Linked DNA regions of Homo sapiens: all the other regions are linked to region 3. Evidence: chromatin loops called from intact Hi-C (ENCODE). Cell type or tissue: mammary epithelial cell. All regions are shown on one strand.

Region 1 (8,000 bases), 150 kb after region 3:
GAGGTTCTATCCTGATCATTCCTGGACACAACACTTCTTTCTTTCTGTTAATGGCAGCCTCAGGGAAGTCTGGTTGGCACGCCCTCAAGATAGCTGCCAGACAAAAAGGGCCTAGAGAATAAAAACTTATTTCTGGTGCCACTATCTGGCCCTCTTGTGGGGTTGACATCCCCCACAAGATAAAGGTCACTGGGTTGAGTACACTGCTTGCTGAGTGGCCCACGTAGGCCAAGTGTAGGACAAAGGGTCTCTATGAGTGTTATAAGAACGCTTTCTACCTTCTGGATGTATTGGAACCTTCTGGACGAAAGGTCTAAGAGTGAGTAGGAAATGATTTATAACAAAGTGAAGTTACTCTTACGGGAATGGAACATAAAAACTTTGTGGCAGTGGAGGTAGAGCCACAACCCTGGCCTCTGGGGAAGGAAAACCTTAGACCTCAGTAGGTACAGAGGAAAAAAGGACATTAATGAGCTATGTCTTTCAAAACCACCCTGGGGCTGGGTGTGGTGGCTCAACCCTGTAATCCTAGCACTTTGGGAGGCCGAGGCAGGCAGATCACTAGAGCTCATGAGTTAGGGACCAGCCTGGACAATATGGCGAAACCCCACCTTTACAGAAAAACAAACAACAACAACAACAAAACATTAGCTGGGGGTGGCATGAGCCTGTAGTCCCAGCTACTTGTGGGTCTGATGAGGTGGGAGGATTGCTTAAATCTGGGACGAGCTTGCAATGAGCGGACATAGCATCACTGCACTCCTGCCTGGGTGACAGAGTGGTACCCTGTCTCAGAACACAAACAAACAAAAGACCATCCTGGAGGCTTCCTCAGGAAGGAAAATGCAATAGTGTGGCTCTCCCTATAACCATTGCAAGCACTTTAAATAACTTCTGTGTCTGTCATTCTCTACCAGATGGTTCTGACCCCAATACAGTTACTATTTCCCTTAATTTTACTGAGAAATCTTAGAAACAACAGGGGAAGGTCTCAGCTGCTACGCTTTCCAGGCAAAATGCCTGATAGCATCTCTGAATCTCTTTACCACTCCCATTCCCATAGCCAATACGCAGTCATTCCATGGTAGGACAAATGCCACCCAGGTGGTACCTTGAACAAACGGGGCAAGTTGGACTCTTCAGGAAGTTCCTCCAAAATCAAGGATTAGACTCAATCACTCTAAATAAGAGTAGAGCCCTAACCTGGCTTGGAGGCCACATTGGAAGCAGTGTTCATCTGTCCCTGACTAATGTAGCTCCCGCCAGGCAGGCTCCAATGATTACAAATAAGAATTACTTCCCCAGGACTGTACTACTTGTGCAGAAGTCAGAAATGGACTTGCTTCCCTCTTTAAAACACTGTTTTGTACCTTAAAGGTGTTCATAAAAGACCTGAAAATGTTTAAAGAAAAACCACCTATACATCACGTAGCCCTCAGATGACTGTGAAAATCTCTCCAAAATGAGGTTACTTTTAGTTACTCAAGGAAAATCCTCAGAGGGATAACTGACTTGTTATTTGTGTGCACCCTCAGGACAGTTTATCCTACAATGGCAATTATTCCATGAGAAAAGCCAATACAAAATGTTTTTCTGACTTTACCTAAACTGATCAATGATACTACTTTAGCGCCAAAAGGCATTTAGGTCAGTCTCAATTCACTTTCCAGGGTTGTTATGAATGACAGAATCATTCTAGACTTTTCTCCTTGCAGACCGAGGTAAAATCTGTTCATCACTAATAAATCATACTGTATCTGGATTAATGCCTCAGGCCAAGCAATTTAGGGAGAAAACCACTTGATTTTCTACAGTAAATACTGATGGTTTATGGGATTTGTAGAGTTAGTTGGGTTTGATACCCTGGGGACAGGATTGAGGTCAGTACTGCAGGATGGCCTCATCCTATTGTTTGAAGTTCTGATGGTGGTAACCTTAATTAAATGCTATCTAAGACTACTTGAACAGATTTGGTCCCAGCCTCTGTCAGTAAGATTGATCAGCGTGGCTGATGGAGTGGCATACTCATGGGAAAACTCATTAGAAGCCAAGGCAATATAGAAATATGCGGTGGGTATTAGTGGGAGACAATACTCCATAGGTCCCTTTTGTTTCTGCATGTCTTTGAGCAGAGGCACTGAATTCCTTTGTTTCAGACTATAGTTTTGAGATATTTGTTTATGTTTATGCAGCAAACAGTCTTGGAAGATAGAGATGGTGTCTCCCTATAGGGCAAAGGGTAGGCAGTTTTACTCCCTGTTATAAAAGATTCAAATTCCCTAAGCTCAGGCTCCTCTCCTGTAACATCAGCCTACTGAATGCAGATGTCACCTGACTTTTTTTGTGTTGCCCTGTGGGAACTGGAGTAGAAAACTAGAGCAAATGCCAGGAGATTCTAGAGCAAATGCTGGGAGATACTAGCTACTGCTATTGCCATGAGTAATTAAGTATTTAATCCTAACTCAGGAGTCTTATGTCTTCTGTCAGCATCCATGAAGTAAACTTGTAAAATTATAAGTAAGATAAAATTTCACATACTTCACAGTTCTTAACAGCTACCCTATGGCAACTAGGGAGATTCATTATCAAATACCATGGCTCTCTTTAGTTCTGTCATTGATCTCTCTGATGCTTCCAAAAGTAGAACCATACATTTTGTAGTTGAAGCACCAAGATATGAAATAGTTATTTTCAAACTAATAATATTTTAAGTGCCAGAAAAGATCAACATCAGGCCATAGACTAATTAAGAAAATGGCAAATGCAGTAATATTTGGAAACATATCCAAACAAACTATTTTACACTCTCACAATATATTCCAGCTATTGAAGCCATCCCTTCCTCTTTGGGTACTTTTAAAACTTATGCAGATAATTAGCAGAATGTAATTGAAAAAATGTAGGGTGAAATATTATGAAACTTGAGTTGAAGAGCCAGTTTTGCCCATTACTGGCTGTGGAACCTTGGACAGATTACCTCCCACTGCTTTGCATCTCAGATTATTCATCTTTAAGATGTGTATTGGAGTGGGAAAAATGAATTCATTTTGGTAGATAATTTTTCCCCCCAGTTCTTATTTTCAGTGAATAGTAGGAAGAATTTATAGCCAAGTGGGGAATTATGAAGTTTCTTTTCCTCCCTATGTTTGCTTTAGCAGGAGGTTCAGACCAGGAATAAAGATTTTTACAACTGTCTACTTTTCTTTGCACATGTAAGCAAGATCTGTTTTAACCTTCTTTGAATTTGGGTTCACATTCCAAGAAGGCACCTCCTATGAAATGAAATGTAAGAGAGGAACATTCCTTGCACAGAAGGTCTTTTTATTTGCTGCTCTCACCACACACATCCATCTTTCCTGTGGCCAGCATATTACACAAACAGGAAAGTTAGTTGATTTCCTATTCAATACATGACACAACTTTGCCAAGGTCATGCTGCCCTTGCCAGGGCTAGCCACAGAAGGAACACACCCATTCACTTGGACTATCATAGGATTTTTTTTCTGGGCACAGTGCAGTAGCTATAAAATAATTATTAGTCTAATTTGTTCATTCATTTGTCTATTTGAGTAAAGTTTCTAGGACCTACCACAGCCAGCCAATAGGAATAGTAATAGTATTAATAAGACCTTATACCTGCCCACAAGGATCTCGCAATCGCCTGAAGGAGGCATTATCTACCAACAGATAATTATTATACAGCCAGATACAGGCTAAAATTATAAAGGTAGGGGCATGAACAGCTCTTCTATAAAAGGCTTCTCAGGGGAGGAAATCCTTGAGCTAAGATTTAGGGGGTTCATAGGTAAAACTAAGTAGACAAAGAATGAGGATATTCAAGCAAAAGAAAGAGCATATAAAAGCAAGGGAGGTCAACCAAGATAGAAGATCAGATACTTTAATAAGGCTGGAACATAGGTTACTTGTAACCTTAAAGGAAATAAAGATAGGCAGATAGGAACATTCTGGGATAAGTGGTTTGTGGGTTTAAGACTTCAGGCTTTTGAGCCTGTTTATATGCTGAGTAGAAGAAGACAGAGGAGAGGCTGAAGATAGGGGGAAAAAGGTCATTGCTGTATAAAGTTCATAGGGAAATTAGGACAAAATGATTTCTTGACCAGAAGGTGAGTAGAAAGGCTAGTCTGAGACTGAAAATGGGTCCCTTCTTCATCTTAGAAAGATATGCAAAAAGAAAATGGATGCAGATGTAAGAAACTTTAAAAGAGAAGTGAGGAAAGCCAAGAATTCAGGTTCTGGCACTAGGAGGTGAAAAAGAAATAAGGTTCCTGCAATCTGTGTGGTCAGCAATTCATATGCTTAACTCAGTCCTTCCTCCCTTCGTTCATTCATTCAAAAATATTTACTAAGCACAGGAATGTAATGATGAACTAGACACTGATTCTCCTTTCAAAGAGTTTGCAATCTAGTTCAGGTAAAAAGAACATAAACCTTGGTAGGCAATAGGTACTTAATATATGTCTATAGAAAGAATGAATGAATTAAACACTGCCCCTCAAAACAGGCAAAGATGAAGTATTATTAGAATAGAAAGGGAAAGGCATGCTTTTTAGGTCTGTATGGGATCTGAAGAACGAGTAGATCTGAATATACAGAGAGGGGTGTGGGTGAGGAAGGTCACTGTGCAAAAGCAATACATTAGCAAAATTCTGGAGGTGGGGAGAGATAGGACCTAAGTCAGGGAAGAGCAAGTCTCTTCTGAGGAATATGCAACAAAATAAAATTGGCAACATTAACAAAAATCTTTCTTTCAGTTTTCTTTGGCTCTCTACATCAATATTAGTGGTATTTATTGCTTTGGGTGGGAGACAAAACATTTCAAAGAGAAGCCAGCATTAAAGTAGACATGTGACAAATAGGAGAAAGACAGTGCCTTGAATCTCCCAGAGCCCCAGAGAAGGGAGAGAGAGCATTCTAAATTTTCTTATAGCCAGGGAGAGCTGGCAGTGGTTGTGACATGGAAATTCCTATAGGCTGAGACAAGGAGGACTCAGGGTAGTCTGCAAAGACCTGGTAACTGAGGAGGAAAAAGAGTATGTACATTTTTTGTGTATATAACTTCAAAAGGGTGTCCCGTGTTTTAACTTGTGAAATCTGGCAAACCCTACATGAATAAGACACTTCTTTCTGGGTGCTAGGACAACACAAAACACTCTTTCCACCCTAACCTCTAAGTCTGTATCATCTTGGGGAAAATGGGAAAAGAATTGAGAGGAAGAAAGAAGACTTGAATTCACTTGAATTTAATTCCAATTAAGCCTAAGAAAATCCAGAAGGTACTAAGTTTATTTTGATGGGCAAGATTTAGTTTTCTGACATCAGTGGAAATTCACTTATAGAAAAATAAAATTTTTTTTGGCTTCTAAGTTTATGACTGAAATTTAGATACTATTACAGTGAATAAAGTCTGACTCTAAACAGAAGATCCTAGTTTCTAAATACATTTCCTACAATCAAGAACCAGAGCTTCTTAGAGAAATTACTGATTCAAGATCCAGGTAGGGAAGATACAAGGTAAGTCTGGGATGTATTGCTGCTCCAGAAAGCAGAAAGTTTTTCAGGACTGATGAGGTTTGTGAAAAGGACACTGAAACCTTATTTAAGGGGCTCCCACTGTCCAAGTTGTAAAAATCCAAGCTTCAAAAAGAATAATGGTTGAAATTGATTGAAAGATATTGTATATATGAAAAAAATCCATGAGTTGATAATGATATTCAAAAAGAGAAAACAAGAAAAAAGTATTTTGTCATCATTCATGGTAGCTATTAAGTCACTTCCTTACTTTGAAAAGTGGTAATTAAAAGAGATAAGACTTTATCTTACCTTTCTAGTAAGTATTCATAGCAACCAAATAGCCTGAGTTAAACAGGAAAGCCTCATGTTATAGAGGAATAATAATTATGTGCAAAGAGTGACAAGATTGGACATTAGCTATTTTTCAGTGCTTGATGAAATGATTCAGGAAAGAATTATAAATTGCTATTGAAATCATTAGGTGAATTGTTGATGAAAAACCACACATTTCATATGGTGGCAAAGTAGCATAGTCAGATTACCTTCTGGTCACAAAGAGGAAAAACATAATTTTTTCATAGAGGAATCAGAGGGTCGTCACCTCATTCCAGTGGCCAAACCGTAAATAACTGATAGTATCAATATAATACTTTCTACTGTTATGTGAAGTCTATAACACCATCTACAATGCAATTTTGCTAATTAATCTAATTAAACCTTTAGAGTCTATTTTCTAGATTACAGAAAATACAGGGGTTAGATTAGCACTACCCAAAAGAAATATGTGTGCCATATATATATTTTAAATTTTTCTAGTAGCCACATTTAAAAAGTAAAATGAAAAAACAAAATTAATATCAGTAATTAAAACATTTAACCCAATATATCTAAAAGACTATTTCAATATGTGATATAAACTCTATTAATGAGACACTATATTCTTTTTATTTGCAGAATGTCTTCTAAATTTGATGTGGACTTGTGCTTACGCACACCTCAGTTTAGACTAAGTACATTTCAAGTGTTCAAAAGTTAGTGGCTACTACACTGGTCAGCACAGGGCTATAGGGCTACAGGAATAAGCTAAATAATACCGTGATGGTTAGTTTTATGTGTCAACTTGACTAGGCTATAGTACATCCTTATTCAACCAAACACTAATGTAGGTATTGGCTGTGGAGGTATTTTGTAAATATGGTTAACATTTACAAACACTTTAAGAAAAGGAAATTATCCTTGATAATGTGTGGGCCTTATTAAATGAATAGAAAGAATTTAAGATCAAAACTGAGATTTTCTTGAGGAAGAAGAAATTCTGCTTCAAATCTATAGCAGCATCTTCTATCGGAGGGTTTCCTGTCAGCTGGCCTCCCAACAAATTTCAGACTTGCCAGTCCCCACAATTTTATAGATTATTTCCTTGAAATTCATGATGATATATATATATGTGTGTGTGTTTGTATGCATATATAAATTTATAAGACATACATATAATGATATAATCTATATGACCCATATGTTGAATTCATAATGATACGTATATAATCTATAAAAACACATATATAGAAATAGATACATATGTGTAGCTGATGTATACACAGATGAGCTCTAAAGGACATGTTGGAGACAACTGGAAAATTTTGAACATGGATTTAATTAGACAATTAAAGTATTGTCAATTTTGATAAGTGGGATAATTTAATGTTTCAATGGGGGAAAATGTCCGTATTTTTAAAAAATACCTTCTGAAGTATTTCAGAATGGGATGTCATGACGTTTCTAGATTATACTCTATTGATCAAATATACATGAAATCATAACCCTGTAGTACAATGAACAAAACATACTCAGACTTCATCTTCATTGTTACAAACTACATTGTCTCTAGCATAGCAAATCATAGTTATCAAAGTTTTAGCCTAATATTTAATAAAATTTTACTGCAGGATAAATCGGCTTAAAAAATTAAACAAGAACCTAAGGCTATGATGTGGTTGTCTCTCACTAGCTGGGGGAACACAAGGCATTCTGCTTCCAGAGCATGAAGGGCAATGACCAGAGTCATAGGTGGTGATGTGGATGGTTCAATATGTAAGTTTTTCCCATTCGGCCCATGTCTGTACATCACATCCAAGGACAGCATGCCTCAGAATGCTGACTCTGAAATCAGCTATTAAATGGATATTTTGGCTTTCTGTATTGTTTTCTTAAGAGTGCAGTTGTCCTGGTCAGGTTACAGTATGTTCTTACCAAAATTCTCCTGTACAACTAAAATGACGTATTTTTCTTTCCTTTCCTGTCATTAAATTATAATGAAGTGTTGGTGACCTTTCTGTTATGGTTACCGTTATTGCTATGGGGATAGTCCTATACATTCCAAAAGAAGAACAACCACGTTAGTTCAATATATAATATTACTTAAGGCCCTTTGTCAGAAGTAGGAGCAAAAGTTGTTATAATAATATAAA
Region 2 (8,000 bases), 520 kb before region 3:
AATTACTTTAAGTTGCACTGATGCTACATTACATCACAATGCACATAAAACAAATGAGGTGAAGTCTAATTATATGTTTTACATTAATTAGCAATTCTACACTAATAGATTAATTCCCTGGTGAATTTGTTTCAGACCAACTGACAATTATCTGTAAACACAACTAATTTTTTTTTTTTTTTGATGGAGTTTCACTCCTGTTGCCCAGGCTGGAGTGCAATGGCACGATCTCGGCTCATCGCAAACTCCACCTCCCGGATTCAAGCAATTCTCCTGCCTCAGCCTCCCGAGTAGCTAGGATTACACGTATGCACCACCACGCCCGGCTAATTTTGTACTTTTAACAGAGATGGGATTTCTCCGTGTTGGTTAGGCTGGTCTCAAACTGCCGACCTCAGGTGATCCGCCCACCTCGGCCTCCCACAGTGCTGGGATTATAAGTGTGAGCCACCGCGCCCAGCAACACAACTAAATTTAAACATCAGTACTTTATCTTATTTTATACCTGTACTTTAAGTAAGGTTTTAATTTGAAATATCATTATTTCCTTATCTGAAGGAATAAAGGAAACAGGAACCCAGTGGAAGGATAGTTTGGGAAGAACTCTTCGTGATGGCAGCTCAATCAATTTGGCTCCAGTATAGTTGTGATTCGCTTGAGATTTAAAAAGTAAGCTGGGGCCCAGGCGCGGTGGCTCATACCTGTAATCCCAGCACTTTGAGACGCCAAAGCAGGCGGACCGCTTCAGGTCAGGAGTTCAAGACCAGGCTGGCCAATATGGTGAAACCATGTCTATTAAAAATACCAAAAGTGTCCAGGCATGGTGGCAGGCACTTGTAGTCCCAGCTACTCAGGAGGCTGAGGCAGGAGAATCTCTTGAACCTGAGAGGCGGAGGTTGAAGTGAGCCGAGTTGGCACCAGTGCACTCCAGTGTGGGCGATAGTGTGAGACCCTGTCTCAAAAAAAAAAAAAAAAAAAAAGTAAGCTGGGACCTGATAAGCTAGAGCTCCAATTTTGATTATTTGGGAAATTTTTATTCTTCCCCCCATTTTGCATGACCTGTTATGCAGCTGCTAATTAATTCCACCCACATCCTCTTTCTTTTTTCTTATGAACCATCTTCTGGGAATTCTGATCCTTGGTCTTCTATTAAGTTGCTTTTGGTTCTTACTAATATTTCTAGATTGAGGGGCTAGAATGTTATACCTGTCTCCACCACCCATCTTCAGCTTTTTTGTCACTTTTCGGTCAGCTTTTTAGAGAGCAGGGTTTCCAATACCTGTCCTCTTCCTTGCTGCCAAGCTCAAGATAATAGATGTTACTTTCTGATGGATCCTTTCCTTTGTCTCAGTATAGAAGTTCTCATAGGTCGATCTGCTAAATGCAGCCTAGGAGCTGAGGCCAATATCTGAGTTTCCTCAGTACACAAGTCTGAGATAAGTCCTAGCAACCTCAAGCTCAGAACTATGGCGGCAGCAGCTCCCTCTCCATGTCAAAGCCTTCCTGCCTTTCCAGGGAGAGGCATGGACCAAAGCCCATGGGCACTGAGGAGTGAACTGCTGCCCACCCTGGTGTGTGCAACCCTACCTCCTCCTTCTGCCTCTACTGACCTGATATTTCTTTAGAAATACAGTTCTTTCTGAAATTTTGTAGCCTTTCAGTCTATTCAATGCCACATGTGAGAAACCATAGCCAAAGATAGTATGGACTCATAATATTAATGTCTGAGAAATATTGTTTCCTGGTCACAGGTCTTCATTTTTCACACATAGTCTTTCCTTTTACCTTCTGTCATCAGCAATGTGAAATCACACATTTGGAGGAAAAGCAACACCCTTTAATCTCTATTTACCAGCAGGTGTGCCTCTTTTGTCCAGCAGAGACCTGGAAGAGAGAGCTGGGAACCCAATACCAGCCCCTGCTAGGGCTGCTGCTTCAGCTCTGACGTGAAAGGCTTCAGTTTAAGGTAGGAAAGCAATGTGTTTTCTTCACAAAGCTGGTAGACTCTTATCATATAGGCTTCTCAGACATCTTAGATTGCAGGCCACAGGCCCACACCTGCTCTCTTAGCTGTCAGAATGACTAGCTTTAGTATGAATTCATTTCTTTCAAGTAGGACTTTGCAAAACTCAGCAATAAGAAACACGCACATTTTAAATTTTTCTATTACTTCCCTTGATGCTGCAGCTACAATAAGCACAAAAATATAAATATTTAATAACCACATTAAAAAGGTCATCAACTTCGCAGCTTGTAATGGGTGAGACCTGTCTACTTCTCTACCTTGTATTCCTGGAGATTTCACATTTTTATTCCTTTTACTTGCAATATCCCACTTTCAGGTACCCCATTTTGCATCAGAGGAGAGGGTGCAGGCAAGCAGTAGAAAACCCACTACAGTGGCTTAACCAGATGAGGTTTTTTTTAGTCTGTGTAGGCTGCTGTAACTAAATACTCTAGACTGGGTGACTTACACAACAGAAATTTATTTCCCACCGTTCTGGAGGCTAGGGAGTCTAAGATTAAGGCGCTGCTCTTTTCAGTTCCTCAGATCTCTTTTTCTTCTTCTAAGACCACCAGTCTGATCAGATTAGGTCCCACCCCTATGACCCATTTAACCTTAAATACTTCCAAAAGGACCTATCTTCAGTCACATGAGGGGTTAAGACTCCACATAAATTTTGTGGGGACAAAATTCAGTCTATAATGGCTTTCTTTAGGCAGACAGAGAGTCCAGAGCTAGGGTAGTAAGTCCATGAAGCCATTGCTGTTCCAGGCTCCATCTGCCTCCCTACCTTCCTGTCTTTAGCATGTAGCTTCTGTTCTAATGGCCACAGGATGCCTATTTTACATTTGCCCACGTTACTGGTAGAAAGTATGAAGAAGAATTGCATGTTTATCAGGAAGCAAAACTTTTCCCCAGAAATTCCCAGCAGACTGTTGTTATCGACATTCCATTGATGAGAACTGTTTCATGCAGAGGCCCGTAACTGAAGGGCATGGGGTGCTAGTTGAGTTTTGTAGCTTGGGACAATTTTTCTTGGAACAAAATTTGAATGCTGTTAGTAAAGGGGAAGAGGCTAATAGATATTGGGAAGATAAATCTCAGGGTTTGTTATAGGGTTCCTCCAGATAGGCTGATTATAACACTCACAAGCATTATTCAGTACAATTAAAATAAATCAGGAGCGGGGAAGGCTCCTAATATTCTGGATTTATAAGTCTTTGAAATTTTAGTTTAATCCACAGAATTCTTTTAAAGTTTCCTCCAAAACATTTTTTTTCTGTATTTCTATTCTCCACAAATATTTTTTTCTGCATCAGAACACAATTTGATTGAACACTAACTCTGATATTCAGAGACAGCATCAGATTTTGGTCACTAGTACTAGTCTTTATGTAAGAACCAAGATTCCTTGGAGGATAGCGGAATCCACGTATTGGACCCAGAAAAATTATGTTTCGCTGAAGTGAATGATAAACCGCTTCTGGGCAGAAGCACTCTTACTCTCTCGGAGTCCTCAGCATCTCAGGAATGAGCTGCAATACCACATTGTGCCAGTAGATGACGACACCATCTAACATGTGAGGACTCCTTACCCGAAATCCCTTAAATTTCAAGCATCGAATTAGAAATTATTTTCTGTTATCAAGTATGTTAGTTTGACTTCCTACCAGTTGATTTTAGAAATGAGAAACATATATTGAAATAGTAACATTAAATATCAGAATTTGGTGTGTATTTGTCTTTCAATTAGTGGTAATTTCTGCAAAATGAAAATCATCTTCAAGGCAATGCAAATGATTTATTATAGGCGAGCACAAGTTTCCAGGTGAACCAACTGTTTTGTGAAGGAGCCAGAGGAAAACTGATTAGATGAGTTTAACTGTTGTGGCCACAAAGTCTTATGGCAGCCACTGGTTTTCAATCTTGACTGAATATTGAAATATATTTGTACTAACTGCCCAGATTATATTGAAATAATGTAGGCAGTTAAAAAAATACCTGTCTGGTTCTTAACTCAAAAAACGCTCATTTAATTGGTCTACAGTACGGTCTGAGAGTCAAGCCTTTTAAACGCTTCCCAGGTGATTCTATTTTGCAGCCCATATTGAGAACACCTGCCCTTGGCTTAAGGCTCCCATCACCCCATGTTGCAATTAGTTGCTTAAACGGGCCGATCTCACCCAAATACAGAGTTGGTGATTATCTACCAGGTGTAATCTGTGAAACTAGGAAGGCCCCTGCTCCTCCTTAGGAAAAAAACCATGGTGTCTGCACATCTACCATCATGAATGCATTTCTTCGTTGCACAGATAGATGGTAAAACAAACCAATCACAAACTAACAGAAAAATTCAGGAGAATCACACTCTGAGCTTTATTCAACATTGCTATTAATTTGTTTTAATTGTGTTTCAATGAATGTTCTTTGTGTGAAAGGGACATAAGGGAAGAGAGTTTTGGAGTTTGACCATGTCGAGGAAGAAGTGAGCAAATGCTAAAGATTTGGGCATGGCTCGAAGAGGATAGGCTCAGTAGGACCCAAAGATCAAGTTGTGGGGCCACTGGGGAGCTCAACAGACAGAATACGTTACAGAACACAGGGAGACAATATAATCACTTCTTTAGTTAATCCTCAAAACAGCCCTACAAGAGAATACTAGCATTCTTTCTTTCTTTTTTTTTTTAATTTTACTTTAAGTTCTGGGATACATGTGCAGAATGTGCAGGTTTGTTACACAGGTATACATTTGCTGCACCTATCAACCCATCATCTAGGTTTTAAGCCCCGCATGCATCAGATATTTGTCTTAATGCTCTCTCTCCCCTTGCCCCCCACTCCTCGACAGGCCCCGGTGTGTGGTGTGTGATGTTCTCCTCCCTGTGTCCATGTGTTCTCATTGTTCAGCTCCCAATGAGTGAGAACATGTGGTGTTTGGTTTTCTGTTCCTGTGTTGGTTTGCTGAGAATGATGGCTCCCAGCTTCATCCATGTCCCTGCAAAGGACGTTAACTCATTCTTTTTATGGCTGCATGGAATACATATAGTATTCCATGGTGTATATGTGAAATACTGGCATTATGTCTACATCACATATAAGGCAACCCAAAAAACAAGAGTGTGTTTCAATAACTTGGCCAAGGTCACTGTACTAGTCCATTTTTATGCTGCTATAAAGAACTGCCTGAGACTGGGTAAATCATAAACGAAAGAGGTTTAATTGACTCACAGCTCCAAAGAGCTGTAGAGGCCTCAGAAAATTTACATCAGGGCAGAAGGAAAAAGCAAACACGTCCTTATTCACATGGTGGCAGTAAAGAGAAGAATGAGAACTGAGTGAAGGGGGAAGACCCTTATATATCCATCAGATCTTATGGGAACTTACTATCACAAGAACGGCATGGGGGAAACCGCCTCCGTGATTCAATTACCTTCCACTTGGTCCCTCACATCGCACGTGGGGATTACAGAAACTATAAAATGAGATTTGGCTGGGGACGCAGACAATCCATATCAATCGCTTAACTGGTAAGTGGCAGAGCTGCACCATTTGGGGTTCCAACCAATGCATTTCACCCTTCTCATTCATGTTTGCTGCCCTTATGAACTGAATGCCTCCAAGTCCGTTAGCTATATTTCCTTATTTATTATTTGGAAATGTTAATGCCCCTACATCTTAGAGTTGTACTGAGAAATACAAGGTACAACATATTTAAAAGTGCTCAGAGCACAGCACGAAGGTCACACTGTTTAGATCCCAGTGCGGTGCGTCCTGTTATTATCTTTCTGACACTTAGACATTACTGCCTCTCTAGACTCATTGCTATGATCTGAATATTTTGTCTTCCCAAAATACATATGTGAAATCTTTATTTTATTTTATTTTATTTTATTTTACCTTTTCTATGTTTAGATATTTAAAAAAAATTTTCCATAAGACATTGGGGTACAGATGGTATTTGGTTACAGGAGTAAGTTCTTTAGTGGTGATTTGTGAGATTTTGGTGCACCCATCACACAAGCAGTACACACTGCACTTTATTTGTAGTCTTGTATGCTTCGTCCCTCTCCCACTCTTCCTCCCAAGTTTCCAATGTCCATTGTATCATTCTTATGACTTTGCATCCTCATAGCTTGACTCCCACATATCAGTGAGAACATGCGATGTTTGGTTTTCCATTCCTGTGTTACTTCACTTAGAATACATATGTTGATATCTTAATCCTCAAAGTTATGGTATTAGGAGCTGGAGCCTTTGGGAGATGACTAGGTCCTTAGTGCAGAGCACCCTCATCAATGGAATTAGTGCCTTTATAAAAGAGGCCCCAGAAAAGCAAAATGGGTAACTGAGATGATGAATATGTTGATACATTCATCTGTTCCCTGTAGTAACCATCTTACTATATATGTATCCTACAACATCATGTTGTATGACTTAAATGTGCACAATAAAATTGTTTTTTTAAAAAAGAAATAGTTCCATTCAAATAAATAATTTGTATTAAGTAAATATAAAAGGCCTCAGAGAGCTGCTTTGTTCCTTTCGCCATTTGAGGACATAGCTAGAAGGTGCTGTCTATGAATTAGAAAGCCCTTACCAGACACTGAATCTGTTGACACCTTGATCTTAGACTTCCCAGCTTCTAAAACCATGAGAAACTAATTTCTATTGTTTATAAGCCACCCAGTTTATTTTGTTATAGCAGCCTGCACATACTAAGACACCCAGAAAACCTCCAAAAATTTTAAACCACTTAAATAATATGATTATTTAAACAAAGAAAAGCATGAGCAAAAAGTCTGAAAATTTTATTCATTCACTTATTAGGCAAACATTTAATAAAAATCTGATATATACTAGCTATTGCAGTAAGGATACAGAGTTAAAAGAGTCATAGATTCCACCTGATATGGTTCAGCTGTGTCCCCACCCGAATCTCATCTTGAATTGCAATTCTCATAGTCCCCATGTGTCAGGGGAGGAACCCAGTGGAAGGTAATTGAATCATGGAAGTGCTTACCCCCATACTTCTGTTTTCATGATAGTGAATGAGTTCTCACAAGATCTGAATGGTTTTAAAGGGACTTTACCCCGCTTTACTTGGCTCTTCCTCCTGCTGCCATGTGAATAAGGACAAGTTTGCTTCCCCTTCTGCCATGATTGTAAGTTTCCTGAGGCCTTCCCAGCCATGTGGAACTGTAAGTCAATTAAACCTCTCTCCTTTATAAATTACCCAGTATTGGGTAGTTCTTTACAGCAGTGTGAGAAGAGATTAATACACTACCTACAAGGAGCTTATAGTAATAGCTCAGGCAAATGAATACATTGTAATTTCAGAATGGTGGTATAAAATAACATATTTTCTAATACATCTGATATACTACTGTGTTAATCAGCATTCTCTAGAGGTACAGAATTAATAGGAGATATATATATATATAATAGGATATATATATAATAGAATATATATATATATGTGCGTTTATTAAGGAGTATTAACTCACATGATCACAACTCAAGTCCCACGATAGGCCATCTACAAGCTAAGGAGCAAGTAAGCCAGTCTGAGTCCCAAAGCTGAAGAACTTGGAGTCTGATGTTTGAGGGCAGAAAGCATCCAGCATGAGGGAAAGATGTAGGCTCAGAGGCTAAGCCAGTCTAATCTCTCCATGTTCTTCTGCCTGCTTTTATTCTGGCCACACTGGCAGCTGGTTAGATGGTGCCCACACAGATTGAGGGTGTGTCTGCCTCTCCCGTCCACTGACTCAAATGTTAATCTCCTTTGGCAACACCCTCACAGACACACCAGGAACAATACTTCGCATTCTTAAATCCAATCAAGTTGACATTCAATATTAACCATCACAACTATTCAGAGTAACTCATAATAACTAAGGTTTATTGAGTACTTACTATGTGCCAGACATTGTGCTCCATGCTTTATGGTTTCAAATTAATCCTCAGAAGTTCCTTATGAAGTAGGTGTCCACAATAT
Region 3 (8,000 bases):
GCAGAAGTGACATGGCACTTCTGGTCCTAGGTTCCTAACTGTTGCTGTGTCTCCCGTATCCTTCTTCCTCCTGATCAGAAGAACTTAAAGTCATATGTTGAAGTGCTGGCAGACAAGATGGAGAGAGCCTTCACCCCTGAGTCACTGGATAGTAGAGAGCTCTGCTGACCCACGTGACTTCACATGAGCAAGAAACAAAATTTTGCAGTTATTGAGCACCTGCAGTTTAGGGGTATCTCTATTGTTGCCACTAGCATAACCCCCCAACCCTAAAAGCATTTATCCTTGAACATCACCTGGCAAAGGTGTAGCAATGGCTTAGCCCTTATACTTCTTTACAAGGAACTTCTGAGAAACTCTGCTTGTAGCCCCAGTTTTGAGGTTTTTGGTGGATAAATAATGTACTCGCACACAAAACTGATGGAACTCAATTTTAGTAACATGACGAAGAAAACCACTCTTCTGGTCCACAATTCCTTTATATTAAAAAAAGTACCAATTTATACTAAGGCATTAAAAACACTTATTCATAAAATGTAACACACTTTGTGAATTATCCCAGAGAATGTTCTTATATTGGCTCAGGGTTTTGACGGGCCCTAAGGTCCCTTCCAGTTCATGAAGTAGAGCAGAAATTATAATGTAAGTATAATGGAGGAAATCTTAGAAGTCATCTAATGCTACCAAATACCAGACTTTATAGAGTAGGAAATTGAGCCTGAGAGAATTCGAGATATTTATCCCAGGTTTCTTTGATCTCCTGAATTCCATTTGCAGTGTTCTTCCCAGTACATTGTTTTAAAATTATAGTATTTAAAAGCAAACAATGACAACAACAAAAAAACCCTCTTAACTCTTTTTACCTTGCAAGGAGCTGATTCCTTTCTCCTGAACCTCTTCCATTGTTATGACTCCATGAAAGGGGACAGAGAAGTTTCCTTAGGAACAAAGAGAGGAAAGAAGATGTACAGCAGATGGGAAATCTGTGCAAGCATAGAGCCTACCTTATTCTCATACTACATAACCTTTCCTGGTCTTTCCCCTCTTCTTCTTCAAGCCTTTTTCCTATCACACACATACACATGCTACAAAATCTTTCTGGAACAGATACCTTATCTTCTTTCTCATTCCAGGTTAAACTTAGTCTAGGACAGTGATATTTTTAGTTCAATGAAGTTTTTATAAACTCTAGTTTATCATTTTAACCCCAGAGCATCCTTATCTCAAGGATCTTTCCCTATTCTCCACCCCCTAGTTTTAACCCTTTGCTGCAGAGCTTAGAAAGAAGCTTATTAGAATGATGATCCCTTGGTTAAACCAAGGTCTCCTGCAGCTCATGTCATCATCTGCCAGGCTGTCACTCAGGGTAGCCAGTGGTACCTCCATCATGGACAGATGTCCAGCTTGTGCTCACCGTGTTGGGAAGCCCAGTGGTCAGTGCCATTTTTTCCTTTTTCCCTTGTACCTTCCTGCCCAACTGTTTGTTGCTTCAATTGGCAATCTCATGGAATGGCCAGCAGGCCCCTGTGTTTTTTCCTTCTACAGTCAGGTCTAGGTTCATGAGAATCCTAAGAGTCTCTGCCACCCTTGACTTGATTCCATGGAAAACCAGGAGAGTGATCCTTGCTCTTTGGACATTCACTAACCTTCCTTGACTTTCCCCTAGCCCCTTCTCTGTGCTCCAGGAACCCCATGGTGGGGCCACAGGCTCCTGCAATCCTCCAGGAGGAAGGAGATGCCAGTCTTCCCTTTGTACCATCTACCATGTGCCCTCATTTCACTAGAGAAGTCCTTAAAGACCTCTGCCTTTGGAAAGTCAGGAAATCAGTTGAATTTTACCTCCTCCCACAATAGAGGTGGGAAAGAAAGGGACACTTACTACTTCAATAATAATAAAACCAACTTAGCGCTTGCTGTGTGCCAACTACTTTACAAACACTCTACATGATAACTCATTTAATCCTCATCATGACTCTAATAAGTAGGAATTCTAAAGAAAGTGACTCTTTTGTTTTTATAAATACTGAGGTAGAAGTATGGTGAATACTGCTTCATAGGTTCTACCGAAATACTCAGTATTACAGCCCCAAGAATATTATAGTCCAAGTCCTTTTGCTCTCAGTTTAGAGCTCTCTCCAAAATTACATGATCACTAGTCAGTAATACTGAAGGAATAGGAAAAGGTGTTGTTCTGTGTATCACACTCTTATGCTACAATTACTTTGCTGCTTACAGTAGGAGAGTAATATGAATGTATGCATGTCGGTTTACATCTTTTTATTGTGCTTTTTAACTGTAAGAGTGATAAATGCTATAACAAATTCAAACAAGAAAGAAATGTAACAAATGAAAAATGATTTTTGGTTAGTCATTTGCCTCATCCCGTTACGTTTAACCACTTTAAACAGTTTGAGTGTGTGTGTGTGTGTATGTTTTCTTTGTGTATACTTTCCTCAGTGTAGATACAAGTGTACATATATAGATATTTGTCTTAATTGTTGTAAAAAGGATATGCAATACATGCTTACCTATATGCATATATATGCTATATGTACCTATGTGACACTCCTTTTGGTGCCACTTAGCCAGCCAGAAATCTCGGTGGCCATCAGTGCCTCTGCCCGGACTTCACTCAGGCCCACTGGGCTCACTCGCAGGCTGCTCTCAGCTCACACTACTGGCCCAGATCCTGTGCCCACCATGCTCTGCGCTTAGCCTGTGGCTGGTCCCGGTGTGCAGTGACAGGCTTCCTCCTTGGGCACTGGCGTCTGGACAAGGCGGGATGTGGCAGTGCCCAAAAACTTGGAGATGCCAGCAACCGCAGAGCCCCAAGGGATGTTACAGCTTTTTATTCATTTAACATAGCACCACATCAGTGCATGTAGATACATCTCATTTTTTTTGGTCATTTTGTTCTATTCCTTGGTATGGATGTTACATGAATTATTGATCCATTTTCCTATTGATGGTATTTGCATTGTCTCCCATTTTTTGCACTTATAACAGTGTTACAATATACACATACAGACACACACACACACACACACACTCACACATGTCCCTTTCCCAGTAGACCCAGTACTTTTCTAAAATAAATTCTGTAAGTGGTACTTCTGGGTTGTAGAATGTCTTTATTTTAAATTTGAAAAATTCTGCCAAACGGTCTTTCAAAAATGTCATACGAATTTACACATGACAGAAATTACACATTAACAGAATTTGAAGGGGTTTACCTCCTTATCCGCTTAAAAACACTATATGTCATCAAAATTTTATAAATTTTGCCAATTTAATAAAAAATAACCTTTGTGTATTATGGATTATGTAATTGTCAGTTTGAGCATTTTTCAAATATTTATTGACCAATTGTAATTTTCTCTCTAAAATGCCTCTTCTTATTTGTTCATTTTAGTCTCCCTCCTTCTGATTTTGGTCTTTTGATGTTGTTTTATTGGAATATTTTAGCTATAATGGATGTTAACTCTTTGTCTTTTATCTGTGTTGCAAATATTTTCCCACAGTCCTCATTTGGCTTTTAAATTTGTTCTTGTGAACTGGTTTTTGCCAAAAAGAAGTTTTGACTTTTTAATCATTCCAAACTGTCAACCTTTCCTTCATGGACTCTGGGCCTCCTGTTAGACTTAGAAGGTTCTCCCCACTCCAAGACTGTAAAAATGTGGACAGTGTATTTATTTAGAGCATTAGATGACCAAATTCAAAGAGGCCACAGTAACATAATTGATACGATGCCAAAGAAAATAGCCCGAAGCCCTGCCGAGGAATCTGCCTAGCCCTCCTTTTCCCCTCCACTGTACTTTTCCGGCCTGTGATTATTTGTTATGCCTCTAGGCAGCCCTGACTTTCCATTAAGTCCTCCTCCCTCCTCTTTTATTCCTGTGCAGAGAGCTGTTTGCTTTTCAGTTTTTGCTTTTTGTTTTCACAGACTGTGATGGCCAATAAGTGGGACCCCTTTGACCTGTACTTCTCCCTTCCTAGGACCAAATGCAGCATTACTGACTATATGTACACCTTCCTGTTCTCCCGTCTCTCCTTTCATCCTCCCCCTTCCTGGAGTGAGCAAGCAAGGGAGCCAAAAGCAGACTTTGACACATCTGCCCTGGCTTGGCTCTATTCCAATGGGAAAGTTTGATGTTGCAAGCTTTTGAAAGTCGCTCACATTTCCCTGACTTACAATCATGCAGGCTTCCTTGACTTCCTTCTAATTCAATAAGGATAAAGAAAGCAAGCTGTTTGCTGCAGCCTGGGTCCTGAGGGAATCAGACCCAGGCAAATGGATAACCTAGAGCCATTGTCATGGGCCCCTTTTTTTGTCCCTTCTGTCTCCAACACCCTGCCCACCCGAGGCTGCCTTTTCTTTCTAGGCAGGGGCACTCTATTGGGGCATAATCTGATACGAAGTTTCTCTCCTTGGTGGGGTCAACCACAGTCCAATGTCAAGGGTTTTCTTAGGAGGATTTTTGCCCCACTACAGTCTCCATCAGCCTCCAACATCTGCTGTGTATGTTTATTTAAACATACTCTCTAAATAAAAGCAGTATGCTTTCTATGTGAATGTGGTTTCCAGACATGTCCCCCAGCAACCAGGGCTGCATGTGTCTGCCAAACCTAGATCCCTCTTAAGTAGCTATTTGGGAGCCACCCCTTCTCCCCAACTTCCCAGGTATTTATGGGGGGCAGGGAAGAGTGCAGGGGATGGAGGGCTGAGGCAAAGGGCTACGATGTTAGCTTTTAGTGAGCAAGGCCGGGCAGTGGAAGGCTGACCGGTACCTCTAACTCACCCTGCATGGGAAGGCCCCTCCTCACAACTCTGTCCTGGAGGAACGAAAGTCCCACTTCCCTTGGACCTTTGCTGGGGTGCAAGATCCTGCCTCATAACGCTGCGCTTGTTGTTGTTTAAATCCTGTTAAACAGCAGAATTTCCAAGAACACCCAGGCTGTCTTGTGATCTTTGGGATTGTGCCATGGGTGCTTTTATCACTTTCTTTCATTTTGGCTATCTGTATTTTCTGATGTTAGTAGTCTGATATAATTCTAAGTATTGCTTTTAATATTAAAACAAGGTTTCATTTTAACTTTTAAATGTTATCCTCAGGGAAGCTCTCAAAATTCCCAGGTGGGGGTTAAAGGAAGCTATGTGGGAATATAAATGAGTAATAAGGCCCCGAGATTTAGGAAGCCCTGGCTAAATTTCGGTTATCATTGTCGTCATTGCTATTACCATTACGGAGCAGAAATAAGTTTGGGGTGGAAGTAGAGAGTCAGCACTGAGTGAGGGGCAGACAGCTGATTCTAGAGTTAGATGGCACTTCAGCCACATTGATGTTTAGGAACCACACAAGGTTTTCAGCTAGTGACGTTCCCGGGGGCAGGAAGGATGGTCATATTTTGATGTTTTTGCCTGTGGCCTGGGTGATAGGCAAATAATTCAGTAAAGAAATAACCTCTATCAACATCAAACACTGAAGAGAGACCAGAAAAACTGAGAGTGTTTTGGGAAAAAGAGCAGAGAGAACTGAATTCCAAGGGGATCCCGAAGCAAAGAAAGATTGCTGGTCTGGAAACTCCTGAGAGATGTGCTTACCATATACACAGGCTTTTCTAAGATCATTTTGATTTCAAATATTCTGTCCTTGTGCTTCGACAAATGTAGCCAAGGGTTCTGATATTTACATTAGAAAACACGACCGCCATATGTCTCCTTAAGCACAGGAAAACTCTAAATGATGCATGAATCCCTCTGTTCAACATGCATCATGAATCCTGTATGCCCCAAATATTTTGAAGTTTCCCTTCACTGAAAGGAGCGGAGAAGCAGCAGCTCAGTGACACACGAGCTGCTGAAATGGGTTATTGAAAACCCATTTCAACCAGAGGGTACCGTTGCCTCTGTGGCTTCATGCCTCAAGCTCACACACAGGGCCTCTGCTGTTTAGGGTGCCAGGAACCCCTCTAGGGATCCAAGTATTCAAGGCTGATGAAGATGATTTCGAGGTGACATCTGAAAAGGCTGTATGTATGGCATAAAGGCTTCCCTGTATGAAATCCTGGCAAAGCTGTTCAGCAACATGTGAGTGGATGGAGAGAATGGGAATTTAAGAGGGCATAGTGCCATCCATGGCAGAGCTGGCCATAGACAGGAAGTTAGAGACCATAACTCTCTTTTTCGTCTGAACTAAAAAGCTCCAAAAAAAAAAAAAAAAAAAACAACCCGCGAGACTTGGCAATTGTAGTAAAGCATGACTCTATGCCTAACTGGTGAAATTTACTTTGTAAAAAACGAGATTTAAGATTATAGGGTTAAGAAGAGTGGCAACACAACTATTGGAACAAATAGCCACTGATTGCCTTCTTAATCAAATAAATTTGAACCTTGGGAGAAAAATAGGTGGCCTGTGATCTAAGACACTCCTTGTCTTCATAAAGCAACAGAAAAAACTGGATAATTCCAGGGAAGAAATTTGAGTTCATATATTCGTGGGTGTTGCCTTTATTTATTTATTTTATTATTATTTTTTTCCTGAGATGAGGTCTCACTCTGTCTCCCAGGCTGGATGGAGTGTGATGGTGCTCACTGTAACCTCAAACTCCTGGGCTCAAGTGATCCTCCCGCCTCATTCTCCTATGTACCTGGGACTACAGGCCTGTGCCACTACTCTCAGCTAATTTTTAAAATTGTTTTTGTAGAGACAGGTTCTCCTGATCTTGCCCGGGCTGTTTGAGTCTCCTTATGTTGCCTTTAACATACATACTCATCAGCCACTGAGGAACCTAGAACCTTCCAATATAGTAAGAGCAATGACAATAGGCTGTTCTGATTCACTGGAAACAAACAAAATAAAGGCGTGTGGCCTTTCACTAGATAATCTTTGCTTTTGAACCTGACCCCGAACCCCCTTCAGAGATGAACAAGCCCATTATAGTTCTGACATCTCAATGAGCTCAGCCCATGGGTCTGAAATCCTGACCTAACAGTTGAACCGCTCATGCTTAATAGTTTATTTAGGTTTCTTTCTGTAGAAGGAACACACAGAGGGCTCTGTATTAGTAGGGATTGTGGCTACATATCTACCACTATTGCCCTGCCAGGCTGATTTCTAAAATGAAAGCATCTATAATTTTTCTAATGACAATATTAATGTTCTCTATGAAATTAAAACAAGAATGATCTGAACTGATTTAAACATTCAGAGAATGTCCCGCTTTTACATGAAACTGTAATGACATGTTCAGGATACGAAGACAGTCACCATTTTTGGTATGGAGTAAGCGATTCACCGCATTCATTACTTAATTCCTTCAAAAACATCTTGTGAGCATCTAACAGCACAGGTACAAAACATCCCGTATTGTAAGAAACACTCAGACAAAGGAAGAGTTTATTATACTTGCAGTTAGGGCCATAATTTCCTGTTACCATACATTAGTGACTTTCTAGAAAGGGACTTTTTTTCTAGATCTTTAATACAATCTAACATTTAGGAAGTGCTTTATTATGCACTATATGTGCATTTTCTCTTCTCCTCATAAAAATTGTATGTTGTCAGTTGTATTACTATTTCGTCATTATGGATGAGATAATTAGGTATAGAGAGGCTAAGTAGCCTTTCCAAAGTCATTCCACGAGTAAATGGCAACACTAGAATGCAAATGCAGATGTGTCAGACAGTAAAGCTCATGCTCCACTGAGATTCTTTTTTGGATCTATTTACAAAGAACATTCTCACATGTAATCTCAGGTAAATCTCAAACCCCTCCCTGTATTACATACTATTATCCTTATTTTACACATGAAACTAGTAAGGTTAACACACATATTTAGGCCCAATCAGCTTTTTAAGTAAATCATTTTTAATGCCAATTATAGTAACCATTAAAAATTCCTAAATGTGATATTTTCACATGGTATACGTTAAATATTTGTCATCCAAGAAAATGTTAATGTTCAATTCTAAAATAAAATTTTTTCATCTCCTTTTCTG

What was found. A loop is a pair of places that touch in the nucleus more often than their neighbours do. Peaks named below come from ENCODE experiments on the same cell type or tissue, not always from the same donor. Only the 100,000 strongest peaks of a DNase experiment are listed, where the experiment ranks them.
Region 1: it touches region 3 in a loop (3-fold over the local background); 4 of 110 quality-filtered maps call a loop at or near these places.
Region 2: a loop joins it to region 3, with 5 times the contacts of the local background. A loop is called at or near these places in 2 of 110 quality-filtered maps.

The regions. Positions count from the first base shown.
Region 1 is chr5:111,831,738-111,839,737 of GRCh38, forward strand. All of the region lies in intron 1 of LOC105379122 (a long non-coding RNA gene), which reads left to right. It also overlaps a transcript of NREP not described here. Among named protein-coding and RNA genes, the nearest start is that of NREP-AS1, 77 kb to the right of the region's middle. In mammary epithelial cell, a CTCF peak has its summit at 3,622; no DNase peak of the experiment used is centred here; H3K27me3 peaks cover 737 bases.
Region 2 is chr5:111,154,745-111,162,744 of GRCh38, forward strand. It overlaps the pseudogene PNRC2P2. Among named protein-coding and RNA genes, the nearest start is that of CAMK4, 66 kb to the right of the region's middle. RefSeq lists an enhancer at 3,466-3,635. In mammary epithelial cell, a CTCF peak has its summit at 3,560 (motif pointing right); a DNase peak (open chromatin) is centred at 3,567; H3K27me3 peaks cover 181 bases.
Region 3 is chr5:111,677,077-111,685,076 of GRCh38, forward strand. All of the region lies in intron 2 of STARD4-AS1 (STARD4 antisense RNA 1), which reads left to right. Among named protein-coding and RNA genes, the nearest start is that of NREP, 76 kb to the right of the region's middle. In mammary epithelial cell, no CTCF peak of the experiment used is centred here; DNase peaks (open chromatin) are centred at 3,805 and 4,115; H3K27ac peaks cover 1,265 bases.